2 separate regions of the Homo sapiens genome follow, and region 2 is linked to region 1. Evidence: read pairs that join two places in POLR2A ChIA-PET (ENCODE). Cell type or tissue: Panc1. All regions are shown on one strand.

Evidence for each region. ChIA-PET counts read pairs that join two places held together with the same protein. Peaks named below come from ENCODE experiments on the same cell type or tissue, not always from the same donor. Only the 100,000 strongest peaks of a DNase experiment are listed, where the experiment ranks them.
Region 2: POLR2A ChIA-PET joins it to region 1 with 8 read pairs; 2 of 35 experiments call an interaction of 5 or more read pairs at or near these places.

Annotation. Positions count from the first base shown.
Region 1 is chr22:36,353,996-36,361,995 of GRCh38, forward strand. All of the region lies in intron 1 of MYH9 (myosin heavy chain 9), which reads right to left. Among named protein-coding and RNA genes, the nearest start is that of MYH9, 30 kb to the right of the region's middle. RefSeq lists enhancers at 160-660, 661-1,161, 3,055-3,996, 5,082-5,151, 5,252-5,461. In Panc1, no CTCF peak of the experiment used is centred here; no DNase peak of the experiment used is centred here; H3K4me3 peaks cover 2,901 bases; H3K27ac peaks cover 7,624 bases.
Region 2 is chr22:35,951,942-35,959,941 of GRCh38, forward strand. The region is part of intron 1 of RBFOX2 (RNA binding fox-1 homolog 2); the gene reads right to left. Among named protein-coding and RNA genes, the nearest start is that of RBFOX2, 73 kb to the right of the region's middle. In Panc1, no CTCF peak of the experiment used is centred here; no DNase peak of the experiment used is centred here.

The sequences.
Region 1 (8,000 bases):
GTTCAAGCGATTCTCCCACCTCAGCCTCCCGAGTAGCTGGCACTACAGGCGTGTGCCACCACGCCTGGCTAATTTTTTGTATTTTTAGTAGAGACGGGGTTTCACCATGTTGGCCTGGCTGGTCTCAAACTCCTGACCTCATGTGATCTGCCTGCCTTGGCCTCCCAAAGTGCTGGGATTACAGGTGTGAGCCACCACACCCAGCCTCAGATTTGCTTGTTAATCAATTTTATCCAACCCATTTTACAGATGATGCAGTGGTGGCCCTGAGAGAAAGTAACTCTACTCGGTCACACAAGCTGGGGAATGAGGACCTGAACCCAGAACTCCTGACACCAAGGCCTCACTGTCCAACATTTAATGGCTGCAGCATATTCTCAATATTCTCAAGTGTTTTTTTCTTTTTTAAGGACCACTTATAAGGTTTTTTTACCCTCTTATCTAGTATACCATCTTTATTTTTTTTTGAGATGGAGTCCCGCTCTATCACCCAGGCTGGAGTGCAGTGGCGTGATCTCAGCTCACTGCAACCTCCGCTTCCCAGGTTCAAGCGATTCTCCGCTGCAGCCTCCCGAGTAGCTGGGATTACAGGCATCCGCCACCACGCCCAGCTAATTTTTGTAGTTTTAGTAGAAATGGGGTTTCACCATGTTGGCCAGGCTGGTCTCAAACTCCTGACCTCAGGTGATCTGCCTGCCTCGGCCTCCCAAAGTGCTGGGCTTACAGGCGTGAGCCACCGCACCCGGCCGTAGTGTACCACCACCTTGAGATACATTCCCAGGAGTGGAGTTACGGGAGAAAAGAACATACAAACACTTCTACAGTCCTGGGATGTCCCATCCAATTGTTTTCCAAAAGGGCTGAATCGACATGCACTGCCATTTGAGCAGGATGTACATGTGAAAGCAACCAACCAGCATCATCATCTACCACTTAAAAAAACAAAAAAACAAAAAACAAAACACACACACACACACACACACACACACACACACACACACACACAGAGGAAAGATCTCCGTGGCTCAGAAAGTCCCGAGCTCCTGTGGGAATGGGCAGGCCAGCAAGAGGTTCAGAAGGAAGCAAGCAGCTCTCGCCCCTGGAGATGAGATTGGATCAGGCTGAGGCCATCCCCCAGCGCTTTCCTTCCCGCCGGCTTCCTGCGGGTGCCAGTCCAACTCCAAGAAACCCAAGCAGTTGCCTTTTTAGGCCATAATCGAGCGGGACACAACCAGAGGCTAAATTAGGACTCTCAGGAAATGATGAAACTGAAAGTAAATAGGTTGACCAAAAACATCTTCTTTCAACCCAAAATGTAATGCCTCAATTATTTGCCTTCTCCCCTTCCCCACAAACATCATATGGATCTTTTATTTCTCCCTGTTTTCCCAGAGAATACTCTCCCTCCCTCCCTCCGTTTCTCTTTTTACTTATTTGTGGGTTTGTCTGGAAAATGAACAGCTAGCACCTTAAAGACAGAATGTATTCTACTCTCAGATCTTTGGTTGAAACGTTGAGAGCATTTCCACTCCCAGACAACGAGGGCTGATGTAAACCTTTCTGTGGGCCAAGTTCTAGGCTGGGAGTGTCCAAGTCATCACCTTCACCGTAAAGCTGCATAGACCAAGGACCTGCTAGGAAGCGCTGCATGTTCTCACTCAATCCTTGCAATAATTTCATGAGGCACATACATACTCATTTTACAGGTGGGGGAAATGGGGCTCAGACAAGGCACAAAACCTAGGGTCAGACTCAGCCCCGTGTGGCTTCAATGCCCTGCTCCGTTTCCCCCTTAGCTGCCTTACTGGTGAGGTCAAGGGGGCTACAAGAAGCAAACAAACAGAGAACCCCCCCTTTATTAATTAAGCAGACATTGATAATGCCACCTCAAAGCTGTAAACCCCATCTCCCCATGCTGGCTTGCACAAGGGACTCCATCCTTCCGACCTAAATTGCTGGGTGCTAAAAGTAAGAAAGAAGGTGGGAGTGTGACCTTGGGTGAGCCATTTGAGTTCTCTGTGCCCAGTCTGCCAGGAGTTGACCTAACCAATCTCCAATGGCCTTGGGCACGCCAAGGCTTCAGTTCAGACACCCCAGCGGCCTCAGCCCAGACACTGGAAGCCCTATTCCAGCCTCACCACTGATGTATGCAAGCAGCCCCTCTGTTTGTTTTTTTCCATCCCCACCCCCATCCTGGAGAACACAGGTGAACATGTCCTTTCTCTTTCTACTTGCGGCCGTTGGTTTTGAGTTAAATAAAACTATCGAAGTAGCTGGCTTCCATTGTTAAGAAAGATTCTTTGGGCCAGGCGTGGTGGCTCATGCCTGTAATCCCTGCACTTTGGGAGGCTGAGGCGAGTGGATCACCTGAGGTCAGGAGTTTGAGACCAGCCTGGCCAAAACCGTGAAACCCTGTCTCTACTAAAAATACAAAACTTAGCCAGGCGTGGTGGCGCGTGCCTGTAATCCTAGCTACTAGGGAGGCTGAGGCACGAGAATCGCTTGAACCCAGGAGGCAGAGGTTGCAGTGAGCTGAGATGGTGCCACTGCACTCCAGCCTGGGCAACAGAGTGAGACTCCATCTCAAAAAAAAAAAAAAAAAAAAAAAAAAAGATTCTTTGAAAGCAGCTGCTATAATAATGTAGAATTTTTCAAGCTCATTTGATTCACTTATTCAATCAACTAATACATAGAGAATCCACATGCAAAAAAATCATGACAAAGGCATAAAGATCCCAGGGGGTTTCTAATGAGGTCGCGCGGCAGGACGGACATGAACCTAGGTGACTAGGTGGAGTGTCCACCTGGGCAATGTGGTAGAGTAGACAGAAAGCAAGCTCCTGGGCTTCCTTCTGTCCTGTTCACTGCTGAATCCAACACCCAAACGCAGTAAGCACCCGCTAGACAGATCTGCCATGTGGATGAATGCAGAAACTCCTTGCTGTGTGGCCTTCGGCCGGTGCCACCTCTCTGGCCTCAACTGTAAATGCAGATAATATTTTATGCTGCCTTCCCTGCCTTGCAGGGCTGCTTAATGCAGCATGTATTCCTTAAATACACATAATGATGAGACAGGACACCTACCATAGTGGAACATTCATGCAGAGAGGAAGAACCACGTCAACAACCGGCTCCACCACTGACTCAGCGAAGAAGAGGAGAGGAACATGCAACTTGCCGTGGGAACAAAGAGAAAGGGACACTTCCTTGGACACTCAAGCGAAGAGTGTCATGGAGGATATGACATTTAAACTGGGTCCTGGAAGATGGGTAGAATATTGGCAGGGAAGGGAAGAGATGGTGGAAAGGTATCCCGGGCCGAGGGAGAAAAGCAAGAGCCAACGTACAGGAAGAAGGTACGATCGCTCAATAACCACATACAAAACGATGCCACGGCACTATGGCTATCTGGGGCCAGAGAATCCTTTGTGGTGGGGCTGTCCTGTGCCACGTGGGGTATTTAGCAGCAGAGCAGCACCCCTGGCCTCTACCCACTAGATGCCAGTCGCACCCTGTCCCCAGTTGTGACAACCAAATACCTCTCCAGACATCACCAAAGGTGGAAATTGGGGGTTGCGGGGGAAGACAAATCACACCCGGTTGAGCCCACTGATTGAAGGGGTTCGTGTGAACAAACGCAGCACTATGAAGCCAGACCTCTCAGTCGTCATCCTCCCCCATCTCTGAAGTGCACGGGCCAAATCTCCTTAACAAAACAGAAATCCTCAGGGCAAAAGGATTCCCAGGACCCCATAAAAATGGCCATTATGGATGGCATTGTCACCAAGGAATGACAGCTCCTTGTAACATACTGTATTCTAAGAGATCTGACCTAGATTCTCCTGCTGGACTGTGCTTTAAAGATCCTGAATACCCAATTTAAAAGTAAACCAATCAACCAGGCAGAAGAGACTGATGTGCCTCCCCAGGCAGGCAAGAAGCACCTTCAGAACCTCCAACACGGCAGCTCAGCCTGCGACTCATAAGCAAAGTCACCAGCATCAAAGGGTCCAGATGATTAACGGAAGACAAGCGGGAGCCACATTTTGGAGGCTGGGGGTGGGAGCTGTTGACACAGCTGTGCCAGCTCACCCCACCCTGGGAATCCCATCAGGCTGGAATGCAGTGGCGTGATCTTGGCTCACTGCAACCTCCACCTCCCCGGTTCAAGCAATTCTCCTGCCTCAGCCTCCCGAGTAGCTGGGACTACAGGTGCACACCGCCACACCCGGCTAATTTTTTGTATTTTAGTAGAGATGGGGTTTCGCCATATTGGCCAGGCTGGTCTCGAACTCCTGAGCTCAGGCAATCCGCCCGCCTTGGCCTCCCAAAGTGCTGGGATTATAGGTGTCAGCCACCGCACCAGGCCCAAACGCTATTTATTGAATAGTTTTGGCAAATCAATCTGGATTAGACCCAGGAAATCCATGGCTTCCACCACTGGGACAGCCGGATTATTTCCCGCCCAGAGCTCTCCCCCACACCCCTTCATATATTAATAAATATATTTAAACACCTACCAACGAGCCATCTCCACCTGGTGGATGCACCATCACACCTGAACTCCCCCACCATCTCTCCCCAGACCCATACCCTCTTCTGGGTGTCCATCTCTGGGAGACACCATCCATCTGGCCACCCAAGACAGTCACCGTAAACTCCTCCCCAGCCCTCCGCCAACACCACTGCCCGTGCCCTGTTCCAGTCCAGGCCCACAGGCCCTCCCTTCTGGACTGCTCCAACTGCCTCCCTCCTGGCCTCCCCTGCCACTTCTACAGAACTCCTTTCTGATGACTCACAAATTCAAATTCCTATTTATATGACTTCCTATTTCATTGATATTATTTGATCAGTTCAAAATGGTTCGACAGCTCCACACCTTCACCAGAATAAAATCTGCATGCTAAGCAAGCCCTCTAGGACCCCACCCATTCATCTTGCCCCTGCCCTTCCTTTTGCCACAGTCATTCCCAGCGGTATATAATCAATTCCCCAGTCACACTACACTCTGCTCAGGCCTCCAGGCCTTCAAAGAAGGCAGAGAAGTGTCCTTTGTATTAGGAACCCTCTCTGAGATCAAAGCTCAAACGCTCCCTTCTCTAAAGACTTTTTGCAGCAAAAAGATGTCTCATATCTATGGCCCTCCCGTCTGTGCTCTGTACTTGTTCCACTGTAACCAAACAGCTAAATACTCATTATTTGTAGTTTTATTTGAGGACAGGAATTGGGTCTCATTCATCAATTCCAAATGTCTGGCACAATGCCTGGCCCAGAGCAGGTGCTCAGTTAAAGTGTCCTGAATGAATAAATGAGAAACAAGGCCAAAATGAGGAAGAAAGACTTAATGGGGAAGGTCCCCAGAGGCTGGAAAATCCCCTTGGGCTGTGGCTGTGCAAAGAGGGACAGGGCTGGAGAGCTGAAGGTAACAGGAGAGCCAAGTTGAAACCACACACGCGTAAGGGTTATAGCCACCTAATTTGTTACAAACACCAAACCATTTATGGACTAATTTTTATATCCTCAAAACAAAAAGGGAAAGAATGCATACTGGGGCTTTCAATCTACAAAGAGAAATAGGACTGAGGATAATTTACTGGTTTTACATATAGTTCAACCATCTCTGTTTTCTAGAACCTTCTAGCACCCCCTGATTAACCAGTGTAGAGGCACCTACCACCTACTACCAGTCCGACATACCAGAAAGAATCTTGGCTGGCATGGCCTCTGCTCTTGCTAGGATGCCATGAGAAGGTCGTGTGCCCTCCTGGAATGCTACGCCTCCATCTATCAAGTAGGTGCTGGCAACATCAACCTTTGGTATCAACTCAGAAGTGACAGACAGAAGTGGAAAAACCACAGCCATGTGAGGTCCTGGTTCTGCAAACCCTAAGATAAATGCTTGTAATGTACCACAATGGAGTTTATGGCTTTGGGGCCAGACAGACCTGGATTGGAGTCCCAGGTCCCCTGCTCACAATTCCTGTGACCTTGAAGCTGTTAGCACCCCAATTTCCTAGCTTTAGAATGAGGACAAACACCACCACCACCACCACCACCACCACCACCACCACCACCACCACCTAACATCAGAAGAGTTGTAGCTCAAGCTCCCAGTGGAGAATGGCATGATAGGAATTTCCCTCCCAACTCCTCTATCTTGTGATTCTGAGCTATTTAATCCCCATTCTTCCTAGGAATGACACCTGGGCCCTCTGAAAATCAGTTACCAGGAGTCTAGTGACTCTTTCTGCAGGTTATATCCATCCATAGAGGACAGTTCTCAGGGACAGTGACTATAAAGACAGCAATTTGCAGAGGGAAGAGGGTTTCGTGGCCGAGTAAGGATGGAATGCCGTCTCCCTATGGCCCTCTTGCAATCACAATATGCACAAAATGTTGTAGGAAGCAGCCTGCAAAAAGAAATCTGCTTAACTTAGGCCGGGCACAGTGGCTCACACCTGTAATCCCAGCACTTTGAGAGGCCGAGGCGGGCGGATCACGAGGTCAGGAGATCGAGACCATCCTGGCTAACACGGTGAAACCCCGTCTCTACTAAAAATACAAAAAATTAGCCGGGCATGGTGGCGGGCACCTGTAGTCCCAGCTACTCTGGAGGCTGAGGCAGGAGAATGGCGTGAACCTGGGAGGGGGAGCTTGCAGTGAGCCGAGATCGCACCACTGCACTCTAGCCTGGGCAACAGTGTGAGACTCCATCTCAAAAAAAAAAAAAAGAAAGAAAAAGAAAAAAGAAATCTGCTTAACTCCATCCCAGGAATATCCTGCAGGAAAAACCTCTCTCCATGCTGGTCTGGGAAATGCTGGTCTGGTGAGATGGGCACAAAGCCTGTGGCAGAAGAGCTGGATTTGAGTCCAGCGAGGTGCTGACCAGCTGTGCAATCCTGCAGGCACCACCCAGGCCTCGGCTTTCCCACCTGCAAAATGTCCTATCTGCTCACAGGTATGCACAAGGCCACTCTCTGCAATACACACCAGGGCTGTCAGAGCAGTTATCTACAGGGTGGGTCAATAAAGTGGCTCCTCTGTCACCCAGGGCTAATAACCTACAGCAGCCTCGACCTAGGCCCTCACTCTCCCCAGGCTAACAAGGAGTGGGGGGCTCCTCCCAGCTGCCAGTGCCCAGGAGGTAGGAGCTGAAGACTGCGGGTGGGCCCCCCTTCCCTTTCCACCTCAGGAATGTTGTTTGCTTACAGAAGAAGCTGGAACTTGTTTCCATTAGCAGTATTCCAACCCAAGCCTGTGTTGATGCTTAGCAGATAAGAAAACCAGAGAGGAACTTAGTGCCCGGGCCCCAGAGCCTGCCCCATCTGCAGGTTCTGCCTTTGCCTCCTTGAAGCGGGCATGGAGGGGGGCTCAGGTGACTGCTGAAAGTCCAGGAAACAATGAAAGATGATGGCATTTGCCTGTCCAAGGGAGGGCCTGTGGTCACTTTCACTTTGCCTGGCACCGAAGGAAACTCAGGCTATCAAAAACAACACCAGTACGTATTTCAAATCATGTTGTACACAATGGATATAAACAATTTTTGTCAACTTAAAAATTAAATGAACAATTTCTTTTAAAAAAAAAATGACACCAGAAACCAGAATGTGGTACATAGAGTCCCTCCTCCTGCATGGGAAGGGGTGGGGGCAATAGCTTGGGACAGGCTGGAGGAGATAAACTGGGGCAGCTAACCCAGGATCTTATCAGCCATTTAGGAATGTGGACTTTATTCTAGGGATAATTGGGGAGGAGCAGAGGTGACATCAGATTTGTATTTTAAAGTAATTGGCTGGGGGTGTACGGTGGCTCACGCCTGTAATCCCAACACTTTGGGAGGACAAGGCAGGTAGATCACGAGGTCAGGAGTTCAAGACCAGCCTGGCCAACATGGTGAAACCCCATCTCTACTAAAAATACAAAAATTAGCCAGGCGTGATGGTGTGCGCCTGTAATCCCAGCTACCCGGGAGGCTGAGGCCAAGAATTGCTTGAACCCAG
Region 2 (8,000 bases), 400 kb before region 1:
GCCTTAGCTAGTATCTGAGAACTGAAGATTTCACAAGGGTTCTATCCCCAGAACTGATCAGAGTGGCTCTTATCTGTTAATGCCTGCTTTCCTTTCGGGAGTCTGGAATTTTGATTTGTGCTAGGGTTAGGGTGCTTATGTGAACAGCCCCCTTCACCATCCCCAGCCAAAAAATCTCAGCACTAAGTCTGTAACAAGCTTCCCTGGTAGACAACACTGTTACAACTTACTGCTGGAGGAATCAAGCAAGTCCTGTGACTCCACTTGGAAAGGACTTTTGGAAGCTTGAGTCAGGTTTCCTCTGGACTTCACCGCATGCACCTTTTTTCTTTGCTGACATTGCTTTATAGCCTTTTACTAGTATAAAGCATAGCTATAAGTATGACTACATCTGAGTTCCATAAGTCCTAGATAATTCACTGGACCTAGGGTAGTCTTGGAGACCCCCCAAAAAAACCTATAATACACCAAGTACTTTGTTAAATGCTGAGGACACAAAGATGAATAAGGCCTTTGCCCTCAAGGAACTTTAGTCTATTTAAATTTCCATTCCTTCATTCCTCTGATCATCACTTCTTAGTCTGTTCACTACTTGAAACAGATTAGATTCATTTCCCTGAGCTAAATTTCATTTAGTGCTGAAGTGATGCTAAATAAATATTTAATAAGTCCATCAGCAAAATCTGAGATACAGAGCTCTAATAGACTCAAAGGCTACACATACTTCCTCTTTACTTTCCCTGTCTTATTGTGTTCTTCATTAAAAATAAATTGACAAATACTTGTACTTTGCTGGTGGGAATGTAAAATGGAGCAGCTGCTGTGGAAAAGAGATTGGCAGTTCTTCAAAAAGTTAAATATAGAGCTACCATATGACCCAGCAATTCCACTCCTAGGTATATACCCAAAGAACTGGAAAACAGGTACTCAAAACCAATACTTGTACACAGATGTTCATGGCAACACTACTCACAATAGCCAAAGGATGGGCTGGGTGCAGTGGCTCACACCTGTAATCCCAGAATTTTGGGAGGCTGTGGCGGGCGGATCACGAGGTCAGGAGATTGAGACCATCCTGGCTAACACGGTGAAATCCCATCTCTACTAAAAATACAAAAAATTAGCTGGGCCTGGTGGCGGGTGCCTGTAGTTCCAGCTGCTTGGGAGGCTGAGGCAGGAGAATGGCATGAACTTGGGAGGCAGAGCTTGCAGTGAGCAGAGATCACACCACTGCGCTCCAGCCTGGGCGACAGAGTGGGACTCCATCTCAAAAAAAAAAAAAAAAAAAAAAAAGCCAAAGGATGGAAACCCAAACGTCCATTAAGGGATAAACAGATAAACAAATTGTGCTATATACACACAAAGGAATATCATTCAGTTATAAAAAGGAAAGAAGTACTGATATATGCTACAACATGGATAAACAATGAAAACACACAGTACTAAGTGAAAGAAGCCAGACATAAAAGGCCATATATTATATGACTCCATTTATATAAAATCTCCAGAACAGGTAAATTCATCAAAAGAGAAAGCAGATTGGTGGTTGCCAGCAGGGAAGGGGAAAGACAGGATGATTGCTTAATGGATACGGGTGATGTATCCATTGAGGGTGATGTAAAAATGTAAGCTACATGGAGATAGTGGTTGTACAGCACTGTGAACGTATTAAATGCCACCAAATTGTTCACTTTTTTAAAAGTTTAATTTTATGTTATATGAATTTAACCTCCATTAACATTTTTTTTAAAAGCAATGCAGTATACACCACAGTACAAATGAAGAAACTTCCTGTTGTTATTTGAATAAGTACTTACAGCTTGAGATAAAATCATCAGTGACTACAATAAATATAGACACAAAAAAGTGCTGTATCTCAATATATACTCTGGAAAACTGAAGATTCAAAGTGGTTCTAAGCAACAATACAGATACTGATGCAGTAGAGCATATACACATTTTTTCCCAAAAAGATAAAATGTTTCTAAATTACATAAATAAATATTTTAAGTAGATATTTGCCTATTTCCCTAAACGCTTAATAGGTTAGCCCTTCCTTTCAATGGAAAAACAGCATTAAGGCCTTATATTCATGGTTTCCTCATATTCAGGCATATATAACACACAATATATATGTTTTTTTATGTCTGGAAGGATATATCCCAAAATGTTTATAGTGGTCATATGTCTTGGTGTTAAATTTGGATTTATGAGTGATATATGTCTTTGTGGGGGGAGGAGGTTTCTTATCTGTATTTTCTAACTGTTCAACAAATGAACATGTATTATTTGTACTTAACTAGAAAAAAATGGAGATAATAACAACACCTACCTCAGGGAAGCTGTGAAGATTAAACGAAACAATATACATAAAGCTCTTAACACAGAATTCAGCATAAGTACACAACAACTGTCAAGCAGTATGGATGGTATTGTTTCTGTTTTTGCAAATACTCCTCAGGATTCAGGATGTATGCCTTATTATCTATGGCGAAAGCACTCATCTTAATCCAGGCCTGGATCACTTCAAGCTTAAATTACTCTAATAGTCTCTTGGCTGGTCCAGCTAAGAGCTAGCCTCCATCCACCCCTGCCCAGCTTTCTTACCAGGGCCAGGGTTAACTACCTAAAACACCACTCATACCACTTCCATAGTAATGGCCCTCCATTGCTTACATGATTAGGTTCCAAATATCCCAAGCCTTGCCCCACTTGGTTATTCTCTTTTTCTTCTCATTTACTCCTTCAGCAAACATTTACTGAGGGACGTTTATGTGTCTGCAACTTGGTAGGAATGCAAAGGAAAATAAGCTAGGGATTCTTTTCTCAAAAGAACTCACAGTCTAGTAAGGGAAAGAGGCATGTAAACAAATACAATATGAACCATGTAATAAAATGTAAATGTATGGCCCAGAGAGAACCAGTGTACATGGTTGATAATCAAGTGAGAAAGGCATAAAGAAATTACAAAGAGGAGACTCACAGTAGGTAAGACTTGAATGGGGTTTGGAGGATGACCACAAATAGCTAATTTCCAGATAGAAACTTTACTCAATTTACTTCACACCTTGGCACGTTCTCAAACATCAACTCAAGCAAAATTCAGCAAAATCCCACCTCCCTTCACAATGTAATCCTCTAACTCTAGCCCACGCTCTTTCAATTTGTGGGTCAAGATCCATTCATGACTTAAAGAACCAATTTAAGAGGTTTCAACCACTACTGAAATGAAAGATTAGAGAACTAGAGCTGCAATTCTCAAACTTTTTTGATTTCAGAATACCTTAACACTTTAAAAAATTACCAAAGACTCCAAAGAGCTTTTGCTTCTGTGGTTATAACTACTGCGATTTTCCTATGAGAAACTAAAACTGAGTACTTTTAAAAATATGTTAATTCCTTTAAAAGTATCAATAATAAACCAACCATTATATTAGCCTAAAAAATATTTTATGAAAATGGTTTAGTTTGTAAACTAAACCAGTGAGAAGAGTATCATTATTTTACATTTCTACAAATATTTTTAACATCCAACTTAATAGAACAGTGGTCCCCAATCTTTTTGGCACAGGGACTGGTTTCATGGGAGATAATTTTTCCATGGGGGGTGGGGTAGGGTGGGGATAGTTTCAAGATGAAACTGTTCCACCTCAAGTCATCAGGCATTCGATGGAACAGGCAACCTAGATCCCTCGCACGCGCAGTTCACAGTAGGGTATGCACTCTTATGAGAATCTAATGCCGCCACTGATCTGATAGGATGTGGTGCTCAGGCAGTAGTGCTTGCTGCTCACCTCCTGCCGTGTGGCCTGGTTCCTAACAGGCCACAAGCCAGTACCAGACTGTGGCCTGGGGATTGGAGATGGAATGGAGGATGGCTGGATTCTCATACCTGCTTCTGCATTCAATCTGTTTCAATATTATTCTGAAGTATAAGAAAGAAATTTGGCATTCCATGGATATGTATCTGGAAGAGGCAAGGTATTTTAATAGCCTTTTCGCCTATCTCTAGATATTCTTCTTTAATACTGTACCAAAGGTTAGTTGCAATGTGGCATGTGAAACCTTATCAATGAATTTTTTCATACTGTTAATATAAAAATTCATTGATCTTGTACTTGGAATAGATTTTTTTTGCCTATGCATGATTTTGTAACATTATGTGTTGTTCATTTATAAAATACAAGTTCACTAAGTTATAAAGATCTTCCAACTGTTGACACATCTCATTATATAACATCAAAAAATTCACATTCACTAATATCACCACCAATCTCATCTGAAAAGTCTTTTAAGGTTCAGAGCTGTCAAGCTCATAGGCCAGGATACAAGTTTTCCAAAACTCTAGTTTTTGCTTGAAAGTTCAAATTTTATCACTGGCCACAAATATCAGTTTTCCTTAAAATGACAGGCTTGCTTCATTTTTTTTTTTTTAATTAAGACAGGGTCCTGCTCTGTTGCCCAGCCTGGAGTGCAATGGTACAATCTCAGCTCACAGCAACCTCCACCTCCTGGGTTCAAGCAATTTTCCCACCTCAGCCTCCCAGGTAGCTGGGACTACAGGCACATGCCAGCACACCCGGCTAATTTTTGTATTTTTAGTAGAGACGGGGTTTCACCATGTTGGCCAGGATGGTCTCGATCTCCTGACCTCATGATCCCCCGCCTCAGCCTCCCAAAGTGCTGGGATTACAGGTGTGAGCCACTGCGCCTGGCCACCTCATTCATTTTTAATAAAACGTCCGAATACCATAGTCTATCAGTTGTTCTTTCAAATAAAAATGGCATCCCATGAAAAAAGTTCAGCTGGCAACTCAATCACAGAAGCAGTTTTCCTTTAGATAACTGTCATACTTAGTATGCAGCAGAAGTGCTTTATTTGTATTACCCATTTTGCCAAAGAGATTATTTAAAAGATTCATAACCGAGGATGGAGAATTAGTAATAGTAATAATTTTTACTACTTCAGCAGGAACACTGAAGTGAAACTGTCTTTCTCCCCTTCTTTAACTGTTAAGTGTTTGGTGGTGAAGAACATAACTACTCAGTCGTCATTACATTCTTTGGTACAGGCAGTTTGTGGCATAATAAGCCCATGTCCTAGTTTTGGCCTGTCACAGTAGCATGTGTAGTGAGGTATGGGGGAAAGTACAGTTATTAGAATCACACTGATCTACGTCTCTGGTAACCAACTAGCTCTATGGCTGTGGAAAGCTAATTCATCTCTCAGCCTCAAATTCTTCCATCTTTAAATGAGAATACTACCTACCTCATAGGATTGTTACAAGGATTGAGGTAATACATGCAATATCTTACACAGTGCCTGTTCCTTAATGGGGTGGCCCTGTTAACAATAATAATAAGAAGAAACAGTATCTTAGTTGTATGTAACACTTCACCACATACCAACACACAGGCAGTTCTGACTAGTACAGGACCACAGATTATGAGGGGACCCATAGGGATCATCTAATTCTAATTCAGCTACTTTACTTGCACCCTCCTTACCTTGCAACCATATTCACATAGCACAGACTGACCTTACAGATAAGAAAACCAATGTACCACAAGGTTTTAAATGTCTTTCTCAAGGTTACAGAGCTAGTCTAAGAAGCAGAAATTGGTGTCAAGCACATCCTCCTACTCATAACAATTCTGTTAGATAGATAACATTATTCTCTTTTGATTGATAATGGAAACTCAGGTTCATTCCCTTGAGTTTCAAGTGACATGTCCAAGGTCACAAAAACAGGCCTGGAACCCAAGTCCTCTCATTTGTAGTTCTTCCAACCGTAACTTAGAAATCTGTCTAAATACATGATTCACTCTGTGCAATCATTGATAATTATCTACATCTGGATCTGAATGGAATAACAGACTAACAGACACAATTATGTGAATACTCATTATGACTAAATATGCCAATTGATAACCACCAACAAATCAGTTTGTGTTGTGATATTTCAATTTAAACTGGTGTTTCACTAAACTGAAGACTTCACAAGCTTTGGCATTTAAAAAAACAAAAGATACCTCTTAATTAGCCTCAGAGTATAAAAGAAATACATTTCAAAGGATCATTCTGCAACATTCAAAAAAGTCCCTTTAAGACAGGCTGAGTTGACTATCACAGTCTAAATTTAAATTAACAATTCTACCCCAAAAAAAGTCATTATAGACAAAATAATAAATTTTATTTTAATTGATAGACATTATTTCAATTGAGTTTTATAACAGTCTCTTCACTCACATTGCTATTGAACATGATGTTAAACCAGCTCTGGTGTTTATTAGAGGAACAACTTAGGACAAGTTACTCACCTTTCTGGGCCTCAATTTTATTTTCTGGTCTATAAAATATATGTGATCATGTCTACACCTTGCAAGGATGTTAAGTTTAGGCACAAGGTATACAAAGCACCTGAAAGTATACCTACCCCATAGAGAAAAACTATTATTGTAACAATTTTTATTATATGCTTTGAGTTCACAATCCTGCCTATCCCTAAGTCCATTAAGATCTGGGTAAAACTGGACTTTTCTATTTCCTCCTGCTGCTGTTGCTTCCAATGCCCTACTGGCTACAACTGCCAACTCTCTGACCTAGACTCTCTGCCACCTACTACTAGTGTCCTCAGAGCAAGTCCCTGAACTTCCTTTTATTGTATTAATTCCCTGGTCAGAAAGAAGATAATGCTCATTACTTACCAATTCAGTGATCTTCTGATAATTACCACGTTAATTCTTGCTTGGAACCAATCTAAAAGACTTCAAACAACTTCAAACCTACCGAGGATTTTTTTTCTTGATGCCAAGTTTTAAAAACCAGGAATTACATTTTTTTAAACAAATGGTCAACTATTAAGAATTCATAAAAGAGCTGCCTGTCATATCTCGTTATACTTTGATTCCTGTATCAACTCAATTACTCAAATCCTTTAGTTCTTCATCTTCTAGCCCTCTTAGATAATAGTCTCCATTAAGTAAAAGGCATTTTGCAGAAACAGATAGAGAAAACTATATATATATATATATTGTGTAAAGCTTAGTTTTCTGCAAGTACAATTAAATACTCAAGATAGCTGGGAGAAGGGCAAGAAGAGCCCACAGAGATGAGATGGTACTGAGACTCCACTGGTGGCCCTTTCTAAGGGACTAGAACTACACTACAGATTTATCAATGAAAGGTTGAAGGCAAGGGAAAAGGAAAAGCCAGTGACATATGCAGGCACTGCAATGCGCTAGATAATTGATATACATTATTTCTGGGTATTATTTCCATTATCAGGTGAGGAGAGTCAGACTCAGAGAGATTAAGTGACTGGATCCAGGCCAAATAGCTAGTAAACAGTAGAGCCAGAGCCATAATTATAACTGTTCTTTCTGTTACATGTTACGCAGCAGTTTAGTCCAGAAAAGCATTTACCCCTAGGCCAAGAAATAGGGAAGGTAAGTGTATGATTATCTATACACTGGTTTAGCCACACTGTTTCCCTTCCAGCAATGGGAAAAATGGAGAGATAATTCATCTTTAACCTGCGGTTATCACCCAATTATTCCCATTGGTAGAAGAAAAGCAGTGCTTCTCAAATGTTAGCATGCAGACAGGTCACTAGGTATCTTGTTAAAATGTAGATTCTGATTCAGTAGGTCTACAGTGGCGTCTGAGATTTCTGCATCTACCAGGAAATGAAGCTTCTAGTGCTGGGGCCATACTGTAAACAGATTATACTCAATAGTTCCCAATCTTGACCGATCATTTGAATCACCTGGGAATAATCTAAAAACTACAGATTTCCCTCCTTGATTCAGTAGTGTCTGGAATGAGGTCCAGGTTGACTTCAATACAGTCATCCCTTGATGTCCATGGGGGACTGTTTTGAGGACCCCTCTCAGACACCAAAATCCACAGATGCTCAAGTCCCTGATGTATAATAGCACAGTATTTACATATAACCTATGTATATCCTCCCAGAGATTTTAAATCATCTCCAGATCAC